Regions from separate parts of the Homo sapiens genome. Here region 2 is linked to region 1. A link is a loop called in an ENCODE intact Hi-C map of the cell type or tissue named here. Cell type or tissue: Caco-2. All regions are shown on one strand. Links, peaks and the distances in the headings refer to the core of each region. The heading gives the core; the rest is flanking DNA.

The links. A loop is a pair of places that touch in the nucleus more often than their neighbours do. Peaks named below come from ENCODE experiments on the same cell type or tissue, not always from the same donor. Only the 100,000 strongest peaks of a DNase experiment are listed, where the experiment ranks them.
Region 2: a loop joins it to region 1, with 4 times the contacts of the local background. A loop is called at or near these places in 9 of 110 quality-filtered maps.

Annotation. Positions count from the first base shown.
Region 1 is chr2:35,162,551-35,171,118 of GRCh38, reverse strand. LOC107985808 (a long non-coding RNA gene) reads right to left here. Exons shown (of 3, transcript XR_001739188.1): 3 at 8,280-8,343. Among named protein-coding and RNA genes, the nearest start is that of MIR548AD, 300 kb to the left of the region's middle. In Caco-2, for the core only: no CTCF peak of the experiment used is centred there; no DNase peak of the experiment used is centred there.
Region 2 is chr2:35,424,093-35,432,660 of GRCh38, reverse strand. No RefSeq gene overlaps it. Among named protein-coding and RNA genes, the nearest start is that of MIR548AD, 43 kb to the left of the region's middle. In Caco-2, for the core only: a CTCF peak has its summit at 3,932 (motif pointing right); a DNase peak (open chromatin) is centred at 3,910.

The DNA of each region.
Region 1 (8,568 bases), core at 213-8,212:
TATTTGGGATTCAAACAATGGTATTATTGGGGATATTATTGATATTCTGCCAACCATAGTCTGCCCTCTGGCCCCCAAAGATTCATGTCAATTCCACATGCAAAATATATTCATCCTAGCCCAAGGTTTCCAAAAGTCTCAATCATTACAACTTAAATCTAAAATCTCGTCTAAATTTTATCAGCTAAACGGCCTCACATCTCATTATCTAAATTATCTAAATCAGATATGTCAGGTGTGAGTGAGATTTTGGATCTGACCCATCCTGGGACCCAATTTGTGAACCTATGAAACTCAAAATACAAGTTAGCTCTTCCCAAAATACAATGATGGGACAGTCATACAGTATCAGTGATAGATATTTTGGGTCAGATAATCTACATTTTCTTTTGCCATAAAAATAAATTTCCCTTAACCTGTGTTTCATATTTTAAGCTGAATATTAATATGTATCTGCTCTCCCAATACAGGCCATAGATGAAAACTCAAATATCAGCCTTTCTTTTGAAAAAGCAATAATATCTTGGCATTATTTTGTATGCCAAGAACCCATAAAAGCAATCAATTGCTATATGAGGTTTTAAACAAGAAAATTATTTCCTAGTTTTGGAGTCAAAGTGGAAAGGTAAGCATGTCTCCTTTTATTTCTTCAGATGCCTCCTAATATTTCTTCTAGTCTCATTTGTTTCTGTTAGGGTCATGCGAGGAAGGTAAAACTGAAGAAGATGATGTTATATGGTTGCAATAGAATACAAAGATTTTGACTTACATAAATCTTTGTCAGGTTTAATCCTTTTGGAACTAGGCTTGAGAAATTGCTGCCTCTGCTTCCATGATAGTTGTAGCAATAACAAAATCAATAAGCCTTTCTAAGATGCAGTAAGCCAACTGTCTTGTTACCTCAGAATGCTGAAGTACTGCAGGGGTGGGACACACACATTCTAATAAACAATATAAATTGATAATAATGTTATATTTTATACCTTTATATATAATTATATGGAACAATTTTCTTCTATAATATTTACTACATTTACAGAGAGTGGGAAATTATATTTACATAAACTTAGCTTATAATTAAAATGGATTTTGCCTCTATAAAATGTAATACATAAAAGAAACATACTTTGGCTTATTCCTCTAAATTGGAATGTTTTTATTTGACCAAAAAAACCTGTCACTATTAGAATTACTAATCCAGAGAAAGTCTAGTCTTTCTTTTTGGCTCGAGAGCGATTCTAAATGTTCCACCCAGAGATGTACCCATTATGATGTCTTTTTCCTCACTTGCCAGTTTCTAAGAAGTGTCTTCCTTTATCCTTAGACTCCATTAACCAACCTCTAAGGAGTGCCTGAGAAATGCCTTTTTCTGTGATGAGAGGCTAACTTCAGGGATTCATGGAAATCACTACAGCTAGTTGCTGTGGATCTCTACTACTTTCAGTGCTGGGTTGAGCTACCCTGAGACACCAAAAGGCAATCCATGACTGTGGCAAAAATACTACAGACCCTTAACTCTAACATCCTTCTGCAGGTTTAAGAAGCTATGTACACTCAATCACCCTTCTGCCTCCCTTCAAACCAGGGTTGCTCTTTCCTTTGAGTGTTTTCCTTCCTGAGTTATAAACAGAGACTCAATTTTTCAGTTTCCTAACATCAATTTTAAACATTGGAGAAAAATATGAATCAATACAAATTAAAATATTTTGATACTTGATATTTTATATATCTGTCTGGTATATTAGCCCATTAACGGTCAGAAAGAGAGTGTTACTATATTGTTAAGGCATTAGATAAAATTCTAATAAAGACAATAAAAGTAGTAGCTTCCACATGATTTAGTAAATGGAGTTGCACTACAGCAAATTTACTCTTAATCACTGAAAAGCTACCAAAAAGAACTTGATTTTGGCTAGGGTTACTGGCTGAAATCTTCCTCCTATGGATCAATAGGTTCAACCTGAATTCCCAACCATTTTCCTTGCTGTATAACTTTTCCTATTGATGCATACATCACTTTGACTTTCAAAAATAACGGTCAAGTTATACTAAAGACAGATGCTTGCTATTAGTAGCAGGCAATTACTTAGTGAATTTGTTTTTATCAGATTGTCAGTTACCTTCTGGTTATAGTGGATCAGCTTTCATTTCAATTTAAATAAGTAAGTCTATGGCAGAATACAGAATGTACTGGTGGTACCAAGTCCTTTGTAATGTTTTTCTTCTAGGTGATGCACATTGTTTCCCGTCCATAAAACCTTCATTAAATGGTGCATTACCCTTAAGAAGATTTGATAACAGATCTCATCCTGCCCCTTATTGCTTACTGTTGAACACTTCATTCAAAATAATAGTAACAATAATAAATGTTCAAACACAAAAGATTAGTGTATAATCTATAGCCTTAAAATACATATATTATATATACCCATATATTTATATATTTATTTATTTACTTTAGAGGGAGAAATTAGACAAAAATATATTATCAGTGAAGAATCTACAGCCAGAGATTTTTACCCTACATATACTTTTGCTAGAGAAGATTGCCCTCTGCTGTTGAAAATTTGTGACATTTCAGTTGGGTTGATTGGCACCTGTCTTGAAAATATTTATCTTTATTATTCAGAAATTCTCCCCAAAAATAATCTTCCTCAGAATAGAAACATGTTATTATTGAATATAAAAATATTAGATAATGAGAAATCTCCCTTATTCAACCTTCCAAATATTATAATTACCACCTTGGTAATTATTGCTAAGGAAAATATTATTGTAAAATCTGATTTGATACTAGTGTTCAATATTGATATTGGATATTGAACCAATCTAATATATGTACTGAAGTTTCAGTTTTGGTCTTTGTTAGAAGAATTCTACCAAGCTGTGTGAAGAGGGGAAAAGATCCTAAACTTAGTATGGATAACATCCAAGTTGTTAAGTTTTCTCTCTGCTTCTATTGCCATCAGAAATATGTAATTGCTTGACTTTTGATAGATACTGTTGGCAATTTATAGGAAAATATAATTTCTCATTGAGAAATAAGGAAATGATAATTGAACATGTGGGAACAAATCTTTCTGTTGCCATGCTGCGATGAATTTGAGGTTGATCGAGCTTGCTTGGTTATGTGGCAGTAGAGTGAAAATGGGATGTCAGTTCCAATAGTAATTAACCAGAACGATTACAAATGTCTAAATGATGGAACATTAGAGTTGACATGTTTTTGAATACAACTTGACATAGAGTCATGAAGAGTTGTCCTGAGTTGACTCCAGACTGTAATAGAAGCTGCCAGAATATATAGAAGTGTGGCATATCTGCTCATTGAGCAATCGTCAGCCTTTACGTCAAGTGCACTGGCCTTATCAGGTGTGTCACAACATCAAATGTGAAGACATCCATAATTATATTATTTTGTACTACATATATTTGGAACTCTAATGCAGTCATTTCTTGACAATGAGAAGAAATGGATAAGATTCCTTTCCCAACTCTGTATTTTGAAGATAGATTTTTGAATCCATTTGTTTTCCAATTTTTCTCTCTAAGAAAAGAACATTTCTAAAGATGCCTAGGGAATTGACTTGCTTTCATGTTCTGTGTGCTCTGGTCCACACTGTAATAACAGAAGTCTTTAATGTGAAAATACTTTCTGTTTGGATTTTAACCTAAGAAATATCTGATGAATTAGTCGTAAAAGTTTACATTTTTTTTTTAGTTCAGGAAAAGATGAATAGAAATTGTTTTAAGGTCACAGAAAACAAGTGATATAGCTAAGATAGAAAATCAGGCTTCCTGTTTCATAGTACTCTTGATTCTGAAAGTCTTTCTATAGTTTTAATGTAAAATTGCTAGAAAAAAGTTAATACTTGCTTGACTGGAATTTTATTTCAAAATTTAGTTATCACTGTCAGGGAAGTGTGACTTTTCTCTGAGTGTTGTTAAAATTATTAAAATACTTGGAGAAAGCAACTTTTTTTTTCAGTTTGTATCTATTTTCAGTATGTCTTCTATGTAAATAAAGTTGAGTTATATTGTGCTTTTAGAAATAAATTCAATATTTGTTATAATTTAACAATAATCTATTGAATACACATTTTTAGTATCAGAGAAAATACCTAAATGTGAAAGAAAATCCATATCCAGCAATAGATTACAATTTCACTGTGGCAACAGAGCATAATAGGTAAAAATGAATATGAGTAACATTTAAAATAAATAATAGACATGTATATGAATAAATGTTTAAAATAAAAATACAAAGCAGTGCTTTTTCAGCTTTATTGAAATAAAATTATGATACAAACTGAACATAATTAATGTATACAATTTACTAAGTTTGAACATGGGTATCCACTTTACCACCACTGCAAAGTATAAATATATCCATCCCCTCCAAAAGTTTCCTTGTGTCTCTCTTTGTTTGTGGTAAGAACATTAAACATAAGATGTACCCTTTTAACAATTTTTAAATGTACAATACTTTATTGTTAACTATAGGTGATATGTTGTACAGCAAATCACTGGAATTTACATACCTTTTATAACTAACTTCATACCCATTGAACAGGATTAAACTTATCCCCCTTTCTTCACTCCCTGGTAATCACCAATCTATTGTCTACTTCTAGATGTCTCACATAAGAGGAATCCTCCAGGATCTGCGCTTCTGTGACTGAATTATTTCACTAAGTAACATCCTCCACATTCATCCATGTTGTTTCAAATAGTAGAATCTCCTTCTTTTTTAAGGCTGAATAATATTTCATTTCCCTCTATAACATTGAAAATATTTAGAAATTTCTAATACTTTGGTTGAATATCTTGCTTTTAAGAGTACCACTTTATTTATTTTGTAGATGTTAACAAAAAAGGAAGACCTTTAATGCAAAGTTTATATATCATACAAATTTATAAATATCTATATATTATATACACAAAAATGATAAATATATATCATGTTTACATATATAATTCATATACAACATAAGTTTATATTTATAAACTTCATTATATATATAGAGAGAGAGAGAGAGGGAGAGGGAGAAAGAGATGGATCAGGTTTCCAGCAACTTTGAGGCTCTCTGTCAGAAATCATCTATTTTTCTACAATTGTTGGAAAATACTATTTTTAAACTTATACAAATAAAACTGTCAGTGTTCCTAATAGTCACTCTAAAGTACTCTATATCTTAATTTGATTTCAAAACACTAACTGGATAACACAAATTCCATTCCATATATCGTGCCTTACACTATGCAGACACACATACAAGCCAGTGAACGTCATAAAGCCCTCCCAAAAGGATGGTGTCTTTGTTAAAGGAGGTATCTCAGATAATGATATATAACTTCGTCTTTTTATTTGCGCCTCAATGCACTATAAAAGACTGATGATGACTAAGACTCATACTTTTCTTCATAAGTGGGAGAAGGCAATAATGAAAAAGGGGATATGAAAAGAGAATCAATATGAATCTTAGCTAAAGTAAAGAACTTGCTTCGTTGGGTAAGAGATATAGTTAGCAAGGTCCATTGTGCCTTTACTTGTGGAAGGCAATGACTAAACTTTATTCTGTAGAATAACACTTGTGAAACTTTGGACCACCGGCTTTCTAATCACCCTGGAGTAATATTTAAGAAGCAATATTGGCCAGACAATCTTTTCAAACAGAGTATCTAGAGTTGTTTCTAGGTATTTAATACCTGCATTTAAATCAAATGCCCAGGTGATGTTTATATAATATACAGATGCTGAACCACTCTTATAAATTTTTGGAAATACTGAAGGTTTGTGAACATGGAAGAACACTTATGACACATATGTTTTGAGAACATAAAACTGATTATAGACTGGATGGATGGAGAAAAGGCTGGAAAGTAAGAAAACCAGTTGGTCATGTGCAAAGGTTGTACCTAGATTGAGTTGTGTCAGGATCAGTGCAAAGGGTAAGATGAAGTGGAAAAATATTTCATTAGGTGAATCGACTGTACCAGAAGGAATGTATCATTTAGCTGAATCAAGGAGACTTTAAGTTTCACATCTGAGTGACTATAAGGTGATGTTGACATTTGTGGAAGGAAGACCATCATTACTAAGAAATAATGAGGTTCTTTGTTTATCTGGTCAATATTTATCCACATAATCTAATTTTCTTATTTCTGTTTGAACTTTAGACTCCAATGATTTAATCATTTAATTATTCATACCTGATTATTTCACATTCAAATTTATGCCATTTATGTTTCTCAGAACAGAAAAAAATAAACTAACAACCGAAAACTATTAGTTAATACATATTACCTAAAACAAATCAGAATACTGGATTAAAGATTATTTTACATGCTGTTGTATAAAAAAACTGCATTTTTATGGTCTGCAAAAGTAAAAGAAATAAGTGCATGTAACTTGATTTCTCTGTTACCGTTAAGAAATGCATCATTCATCCTTCCTTCTAAATCTGTTACCATGTGATCTGGCCTTTCACTGACTTTAATTTCTCTGGGAACAGGCTCTTGTGAAAATGCTTCATGTCATGTTTGCTCAAGGAAATAGACAAGTGAGAAAAAAAGTTGTAATAAAGCTTTAGTAAGGAACTAACTGACATTGAAACAACCTATTCTTTTCAAAATCTTGATTATTGGCCAGAAAGTTCAGAAAAATATTAGAAAATAATGTAAAGGTTGATGGGGAAAAAGAAAGGAATAAAATGACGAAGACTCATTTTCATTCTTTAATTTTTTTTAACTCGAGGAACAGTAAACTCTGGGTAAGAAAATACTCTATATAAGAATTCATTTCCTCAAAACCTGAGTGTGAATATGTATAAGTTTAGCTTTATAAACAACTAAAGTATGATCAGTCTGTCTTACCTTTAAGATCTTCAGTTTGCTGTCAACACTTTTTGTTGTTTTAGAGAAGACTCTATCAATATGCTGAATAAGCAGTAAATTCATTGCAGTGCTTCCTAAGTGCTCCTATTTCACCCTGGAACCCTTGACGGAAGGTATTAAAATGCAGCCAGGCATAAAATATATTCATATAAATTTTACATATTTTAAAGCATATGTGATCACGAGAGAGAAAATGATGCATATGTAAGAGTAGTCAGGGGACTCATGTAAGAAGAGTTTCAAGAAATTAGGATAAAAAAAACTTTCAACCTGCCCTCCCCTATTGTCTGCCTCCTTCATATATATGCATATTTTGTTATCTAGATATAGTTATGACTATTAATCAGCATACTGGGGTTAATTTCCAAATTCTGAGTACAACAGAGGATGTAGAATATTGTATTTATTGGGAGAGATAAAACTGGAAAGAAAAGAAAAGAAAGAAAAAAGAGTATTGTTACAATTGACAATGACACAGCATCCAGGAATGAGAAAACATTAAAAAGGGTTGGTTTATCATGCCACTTTATGCTTTCATATTAATGTGGCTGAGCTGTGATAGAGATACTTGGAGATAGAGAGTCCAGAAATAGTAAAGGCCAAGTGTAATTGCTCTTTGAGGCTTATACATGAGGAGGGTACTATTGGCCCAAAATAGAGATTCCAAACAGATCTGATATTAAAATATGAATCACATTTGGGTCAGGAATTCTATCCCAAATCTGGAGGTAGTAAATGGAAACATAGGTCTCTATCCAAGTGGTGAAAATATTCAAGGGAAGAGTTTTAATGTTCAAAAGGGTCCATATTAGATACAATAAAGTCTCAGAAAGTTGAGGCCCAAGAGATTGGTCCCTGGGTCTCCCTGGTCCCTGTTCCTTGGAAAAGGACCGGTGAAGTTGAAACGAAATTACTGTCTCCAGGCAGGAGGCTAACAGAGCTGGACCAGTACCTGGAAACCAGGCTATGAGATGTCAGAGAATAAACATCACATCTTACTCTCATATATATATTAAGTACCTGGAACACAGCAATTTAAAATGTTTGACAGAAAAAAAATAATGAAGCCAAGAAAGAAATTAAGTGTGGACCAGGCTTATATGTGAATGATTACAATTTAAAAAAATGAAGATTAATATATATGCTTACAGTTTATGCTTACCCGTGCACAGTGTGATTTGCAAATTAGCCTTAGTAGCTGAAGACAACAGGATAAATTTCAGAATCCACTCAATTGAGAGACTGAGCTTCCTTGCATATCTTCTGCTTTAGTCAAATGCAGAGTAGAAGTCTTCAGTTGGAAACAGAAAAGCTAGTTGGAGAATCCTGGACTGACATATCAAATCTTAGGACTTTCTTGATTCACTCTGGTACATACTTACCTTTATTTTCTGGATCCACGTGGCTATCCATCAATGTACATCCATCAAAATCTGCCAAAAATAACTACATTTGTAGAAATAATTAGAAAAAGATTTTTCTTGTATCCAAAATTATCCTTTAGAAAAAAAGAAGATTGCCTTACAGAGCTCCTCATGAAATAGAAAGTTTTATCAATTGGTTTATTTTCAACAACACTCTAGTGCTTGAGTTAGACCTTACAGGACACTCCTTGCTACTCAGTGTGGACCTTTCAGATCCTAGTATTAGCATCATTCAGGAACCGATTGG
Region 2 (8,568 bases), core at 177-8,176, 260 kb before region 1:
CAGGCCACAGACACAATGCAGGGTGGCCAAAACTTCAATAAAAACATCCTCAATCATGTCCTTCTGATCTTAAAGAGCCAAAGGACACGTTTCAGACAACCATAGTTGTTAGAATGCAATGAGAGGAAGGAGGATCATGAAGAAGAGACAGCCAGAAGGAAAGCCCAAAATCCTGTGTATAAACTCTGTCCCAGTCTCTGGAGGAACCTGAGGCACACATACAAACAGCCCATCTAATGATAAAAGAACTGAATTTCAGATTTGAGCTGATTCCAAAGAACAGAGTTTAAAGTTTGAGTCCAACTATGGGAATTGCCTGAAATGACAAAGTCTACATTTTTCTCAAGAATGATATAATTAATCTGCAGGAAGTGAAAGTGTCTACATGTATTATTATTACTATTGGGGGTTCTCCTATACAGAAGATTTTTTTTCTCTTCTCCTCACATTTAATTGTTTGTTTATCCAATCATTTATCTATATATGTGGGCTCACATACATTGATTTTATACTTTCTGCTATAATCCAGCACCACCTTATTTATTTTGTTATTCAGATATTTCCTGTTTTGTCCATTGGGACATCTTTCAGTTTGGCTTCTAAGTCCCTTTAACATGTTCCCACCCTTTTGTTTGTTGAGCACTTCTTATTTTCTAGCATGACAAGGGGTTCCTTGTTCATCTTACATTCTCCCTGTACCAACGTCCTGCCTGTGAGCTGGATTCAGTAAAGCATACCAAAAAGATTGTTTTATGTAATCTGACAAATCAATGTAAAAATATACGTGGAGTAATTAGATTGTAAGTGTAGCCAAAAACTTTAGGAGAATTGGTGGGGAGAGTAAATTGCATGGGTTCATAGGAAACAGGAAGGTTATTGTACCCTGTAACTATATATATTTCAAATGTATAGTAATTAAAGTTGTGCTATCAGCATTTAGATTTATACATAAACAAGTAGCAATGTAAGAAAATACATAATATGGAGCTCAGAAATTCATAAATATAACACAATTTAATGTAAACATTATATGTACAGTACAGAAATGGCCAATAGTATAGATCATTAGTATAGAAATGATCAATTAGTCAACAAACTGTGTTAGGAAAATCGTCTATTGGAAAAATTAAGTTAGCTTTATATCTAATACCTTCATAAGAATAAATTCTAGATATATGAACAACTGAAATAGATATTAAAAAAGATAACATTTACATGAGCACTCTAAATAAGATATTTGTTCTTTAAGAAAATATTAAATGAATACAAAGAAAAATATTCTCATGGCTTTTGTGGAAGGGAAGAACTAAAGAAATAAAAATAGTACAATACAGGAAGGATAAAAATATGTAAATTTATGTAATTCAATATTTAAAACATCTGAATACTAAAAAGAGAACAGAGTTGAAAAAATATCTGAAACCTATGTCAGACAAATTATCAGTGTTCACACATTTCATTAAGGAAAAATATTTCAATTTAAAAATGGGCAAAGTGTATGCATAAGCAATTCAAACCCAACAATGCAAGGGTCAATGAAAATATGACTGAAACTTAGTAGTAACCAGAATCATGTCAATCATTAAATTAATCAGATATCATTTTTCAGTCCACCATATTTGCAAAGGTTTTAGTCTCATCATATCAGTTTTGGCAAGAATATGGGGAGATTGGTAATCTCAATTGGTGCTGGTAGTATAAGTTTTGGAGGCAATTTGGAAGATTTTAATAACTTTAAAAATAAATATATCCTATGACTCAGTAAAACCATTTCTCAATATTGATTATAGATCCTGTGCACAGGAAAGCATGAACAAAAAAGTTATCTTTTAGTAACATTTATTATGGTAAAATATTCAAGCAGCCTAATTTGGGAAATGCTTCAATAAACTGTGGTGTGATAATTGCTATAGAAAACTTAGGAGCAATTAAAAAGAATAAAGAATGTGTACATGTACTATTCAGAAAAGATACCCAAAGTATATGTTTAAGACAAAAATTGTTTTAATAAAATATACATGATATGATTTATATAAAATGTAAGCAATCATAATGATAAAAATATGTTATATGGTCATATATGTAAATATATAAAAGTTCGTAGAAAGAAAAGGCGTATAAGCTTCCACAGCTACTTAAGGATTTGAGACAGAAATTTGGGATGAAGTGAGGACTTGAGTCTTAACTGACAAAGCTTTGTTTTTCATGAGGGAAACTTACTAAAATATTCCTTATAAAACCAAAACTGTCTTGAAATGACCACAAAAAAGTATATACTATTTAATTCATAAAACCAGTGTATTAAATGACATAACGTGGTTAACACATAGCCTGGTTGACAGAAGGATGTGGTAGTTGCATATGATATGTATATAATAGTATATGTGTATATGATATGACAGTATATGATAGTAAGAATAGAACAGTTTAGAAATATGTAGCAAAGGCACTAACAACGTCTCCAGCCTTTGTTTCAGAAAAGAGGAAACATAGTCCTTAGATATCTAAGAATTGAAAGACCCACCCCTAATGTGATAAAAATGTTTCTCTAAAACACAATTATCACATTATTCTTAACAATCCCCTCTACTAAAACTAGGACAAGATATAGATTACCTAAAATCACTATAGTATTGTTAAAAAATTCTGGCCAACGAGAGACAAATTCAAATTAAACAATAAAACAACGGATTATACTCACATAGCGACTAGAGAAAAAGAGCCTCATTATTTATTATTATTACTCAGTGTAACTTTTACTTGAGTGAAAAAGAAATGGGTAGAATTACAGCTGTTGCTCTAATAATTGTGTCTAGCTCTGACCACTTCCATTTTAATTTGTCACATATGTGAATATCATCAGCGATGACTTTTTCGCAGGGGGAAAAAAGTCCAAAAGATTAAAAAGGTATTGAATTACATAGTTCAATAAATGCAAAGCCTGCAAGTATGTGCAAAAGAATCAATAAACATCATACCATGGTGTACAAGGCCCTACATATTCCTGTCTCAGATACCACTTGGATCCCACTGACAGTTGGAGAGAGTATTCTTGAAATTCTTGTTTTTCTTTTTGTTTCCCAACATTTTACAGTACAATACACAACCAGCAAAACAGCACACATCTTGACATCTTTTTACATGTGACTGCCAACACTTTGCCTTAAGCCTGTCACAACCTTGAATCCTTGACAGGTTACATTTGTGTAAATAAAAGTGATTCCAAGGTCTTTGGCCACAGTCCTATAATTTCTTCCTTTCTTTTTCTTTTCTTTTTTTCTTTCTTTCTTTCTTTTTTTTTTTTTGAAATGGAGTCTGGCTCTGTTGCCAAGCTGGAGTGCAGTGGCGGGATCTCAGCTCGCTGCAACCTCCACCTCCCAAGTGCAAGTGATTCTCCTACCGCAGCCTACTAAGTAGCTGGGATTACAGGTGTGTGCCACAACGCCCTGCTAATTTTTGTATTTTTAGTAGAGATGTGGTTTCACCATGTTGGTCAGGCTGGTGTCGAACTCCTGATCTCCAGTGATCCGCCAGCCTCAGCCTCCCAAAGTGCTGAGATTACAGACGTGAGCCACCGGCCTAATTTCTTCCTTTCTATTGTTGGAATGGATTCAGGTTTTGTGGGCCCTGGTGCTTACACTCTTTGGAGGGTCCTTTTTAAAAAAGTAATTTAAAACTACCAATACCAAATTGAGGATGGAAATGAATATTTTTTTTTTAGAATGAGAAAAATAATGAACAAGTTATAACTGTTGAAAAGCTGACAAATACCACAAATATCACAAAGAAAGCCAAAATTACTGTTATTATTATTAACTAGAGAATCCAGCCCCTTGCTAGCTTGAAAGACTCTATAGTTTCTGACCCAGCGGCTGGTACAGCTTGGCCAAGAAGCAATGGGTTGGAGTTGGACTCCCTCCCAGCAGGGGGCAGAGCAGAGCTTTCTTCAGGTCCTTTGTTCATCTTTGCCAAGTTGTTAGGCTGATCCTTTACTTCTGTAATTTGATCATTTGCAGAGTGGGACTATAGTGAAGGAGAATATGAAATCTTCCTTCCCCTTTAGTCTTATAAGCAGTGATTTAATTTTTTTTAAAGTCTTGGTATAAGTAAATGCATGCTTACTATACAAAAAATGAAAGGTATAGAAAATATAAAGTAACAAGACCCTATTGCGTGAAGGCAATCACAGTTAATATTTTCATTTGTTTTCTTCCTGTTTTCTTTCTATCCATTTTACATAGTTATGAACACGCTGAACGAATACTTATTATTCAGCTTCATCACTTACCACTTTATTATGAATTTGTTCCCAAGTCATTAAAATTCTCTTAAATATTTATTAGGCTTATAATATTTTATTAACTATATATACCATAATTTACCAGTTATAATATCTATTGATGGATATTTAAATCATTTTGTCACTAATATAAATAATACTATCCTATCATCTTTGTATGTAAACATATGTCTGTATCTGTGATTATTTTCACTACATAGGCTTTTAGAAACAAAATTACAGGTTTCAGAAATCAAAATATTTGTGTGGCTCTAGGTGCACATTACCAAGAGTCTTACCCATAACCTTTCACTGCCACTGGCAGATTGTAAGATTACCTAGTTCGCAGCACCTTTTCAGCACTACTTAATAATTTAAACACATGTACCAATTTGAGAAATATAAAAAGGAACCTTTTTAACCATACATTATGTGATGATTGTGTCATGCTTTCCTTTTACTTTCAACTGTATATAATTTATTTACTTGGATACTTCATTTTATGATCACCTGATAATGCACATTAAGGATCGTCAAACTGTTCCTCTGCTATCACCACCTATTTCTTACATAGATGAATATTATGTCTAAATATGCTTTTTTACTTGTATTTTCCATTTTGAAAAATGTGGCTACTGCTGCTGGCCTAATCTTAAATAAAATAACATTACCATAATTGACAAACACATTTTATACTGACACCATTTTGAATATTTTGTTTACAAAGAGTTAAGAAATGCAGTGCCAATGTTCAAAGCAGTGGGGAATTAAAGGCAGAGATAGGGTCTATCAATCAATCAATCCATCAATCATCTATCTTCTTTACATATATCAATGCAAAGTAGCACATGCTTCAGATTTACTGCCCACAGGCAAATATAGGTTTGACAGAAAAACGTGGTCATTAAAACTTCGATTGCCTTAGTCAACTTCATAGAGGAGGAGAGCCATGAATTTTAGAAAAAGGATAAGTCAGAGCATCAGGGGGAGGACTAGAGAAAATAGTAAGATTGACTTGAGCAAGAGTTTTTAGTTGAGTAAATACCTGGCTTGAATTGGTAAGAAGATGTGGGACTGATCTGACTAGAGCTATAATTCAGTTGTTTTCAAATTTGGCTTTACAGGCATTGTATAGCACACTCTCTAACCTATGCCCCTGGCGTACTGCAGTGGAAAGGAGAGACATAAACGAGAGAGGGTCTTTGAAAGGTATATCCTATCAACATTCCTCTATCCCCAATTCCCAATTTCGTTTGTTTGCTTTTTGAAACAGGTTCTCACTCCCTCACCCAGGCTGGAATGTAGTGTTGTGATCTCAGCTCACTGCAACCTCCTCCTGCCTCCTCCTTCTCCTCCTACCTCCCACAAGAATCAAATGATTCTCCTGCCTCAGCCTCCCGAGTAGCTGGGATCACAGGCATGTGCCATCACGCCTGGCTAATTTCTGTATTTTTAGCAGAGACAGGGTTTCACCATGTTGGCCAGGCTGGTCTCGAACTCCTGACCTCAAACTATCTGCCTGCCTCAGCCTCCCAAAGTGCTAGGATTATAGGGGTGAGCCACCATGCCTGGCCTCCATCTCCAATCTTATCCACAGAAACTTTTCTCTTCTGTTCACATGCATATAGGGACCCAATGTAATATTTCATTTAAACATACGTGTGCTTTGTTAAAACAAGTTTGAAAAGTTCTGCTGAAGTGCTCAGAGGAGCAGGAGTATGGAAGGAAGCATGTAGAATAAGTGGACAGTAATATGTTGGTAAGAAAAATCCAGCAGAATGGTACAGGACAGATTTAATTGAAAAGAATGTGTTATGATGAGATAAACTTGAAGATTATTGCAAGTGTTCAACATTAATTAATCACCAATTGTTGGTGAGAAACCATTAGTTCAAGAGTAAAATGATAAATTCACTCAGGGATAACAGCAGTTGGGACTAAGAGAGGACATATAAGAGACATAAACGTAGAAAATCTCAGATTTGCTGAGAGAGAGAAAAGGAACATTCTAAAAAGAACTCAAATGTTTCAAACTGGTAACAAAATAAAATGGGACTCTTGTACAAATAAAAATGCTAAGTTTGGATTTTCACAGTGTAAATTTATTAGTTTGAAGAAATGTCAGAATAGTTAAGTAGAGTTGCTTAGCTGAAGAAAGAAACATAGGGCTATTTACATCTCCTACTGAGAGAGATTTTTGCAAATCCTCATAAAAACAATAACAGAAGACTAATGGACATGTCTTCTAAACAAGAAAGCTTAATATAAAAAGAGGGGATATAATATATGGAAGCCTTAGATTCTTTCTTGCTGAACACTGGAACATAAATAGATCCATTCAGGCAAAGAATGGAGTCAATAACAACTACTCCACCGCCACCACCCCATGCAAAAGTCTAGACTTCTTGTTAAAAGGCTTGTTTAATTTGTTTTTGTTTATTTGTTTTGGAGTGGAGGAGAGGAGGGTAATTTCATCAAATGTTAACTCCCCTGCCTGGTATTCAAGTTATTGTATAATCTATTCACACATTTCTTACTAAATTCCCAGGGGAGAACTAGCTTCTCCTATCTATCCCTTCAGCATTGCGGAATTGTTCTGAAGTTCTACCTGAAGTGAGAATAGTAAATCTATTGCTTGTGCGTGTTATTTGTGCCACAGTTGATTCTGCTTAGCTGGCTGTAAAGCAGTCATGAGTTTCCAACTGTTCCATTCCCCGTGCATCTCTTTGTTGAAGAATGCAACCTTCCAGATAGAGGAAGACCCTTCTTTACTTAGATGCACCTCTGTGATGGTTAAGTGTCAACTTGATTGGATTGAAGAATGCAAAATTTTGTTTCTGGGTGTGTCTGTGAGTGTGTTGCCATAGGAGATTAACATTTGAGTCAGTGGACTAGGAAAGGAAGACCCACCCTCCATCCAATTGGCTACCATGGTGGCTAGAAAAAGCAGGCAAAAGAAGGTGGAATAAGCTGGCTTGCTGAGTCTTCTGGTTTTCCTCTTTCTCCCATGCTGGATGCTTCTTGTCCTTGAACATCAGACTTCAGGTTATTTGGCCTTTGGACTCTTGGACTTATACTAGTGGTTTGCCAGGGACTATCCAGCCTTTGGCCACAGACTGAAGGCTGCACTGTCAGCTTCCCTACTTTTGAGGCTTTGGGACTGGAACTGAGCCACTACTGGCTTCCTCGCTCCTCAGCTTGCAGATGGCCTATCATGGAACTTCACATTGTGGTCATGTGAGTCAATTCTCCTTAATAAACTTTCCTTCATATATACATATATCCTATTAGTTCTGTCTCTCTGGAGAACTCTGGCTAATACAACATCTATGAACCATCAAAGAAGCTCACAAAGATCTGTCCGTAGGATAATATGGGACAGAAATGTTTACATGCTTCACTTTTACTAGAATGGTGCTTTTGCACATTTTCCTTTGACTTGCTTTTACTTTATGCCTATCTAATCCTCACTAAGTCCCAGTTCCAAATCATGCAAGAAAACTATTATATCCAAACAGATCAAATCTCTCTATTGTGTTGTACTGCAGTTTATAATCAGTATCACATAGTTAATATTTTTTCAGAGTCTTTGGGTCTCCAATGATAGGAACTTTATTTTAATCTCCTTTTTTTTTTTTATAATGCCTACTTTGGTTTTATGCATATAGGATGCTCTTTACAAATGCTTGTTCACTTATGGATTTATTTATGGTGGGTCGAAATAACAGACTATTTGGACAAAATTAAATGCAAATATCATTAATATTATTAATAAAAATAAAATAAATTAATAAAATTATTTAAAAAATGTATTAATAAAACTGCTTTCTAAAAAATATTTAACTTGTAAATATAAATGTAAGAAAATAATGAAACAAAGATAAACAGCTGACACTTAGATAACTTAAAGAGCTTTTGCATGGCAAAAGGAACAGTCAGCAGAGTAAACAAACACTAAAGAGAGTGGGAGAAAATCTTCACAATCTGTACATCTGACAAAGGACTAATATCTAGAATATACAAGGAACTCAAACAAATTAGCAAGAAAAAAACAAACAATCCCATCAAAAAGTGGGCTAAGGACATGAAAAGACAATTCTCAAAAGAAGATATACAAATGGCCAACAAACATGAAAAAATGCTCAACATCACCAATGATTAGGGAAATGCAAACCAAAACCACAAAATGATACCAACTTACTCCTACAAGAATGGCCACAATAAAAAAAAATCAAGAAATAATAGATGTTGGCATGGATGTGGTGAACAGGGAATACTTCTACACTGCT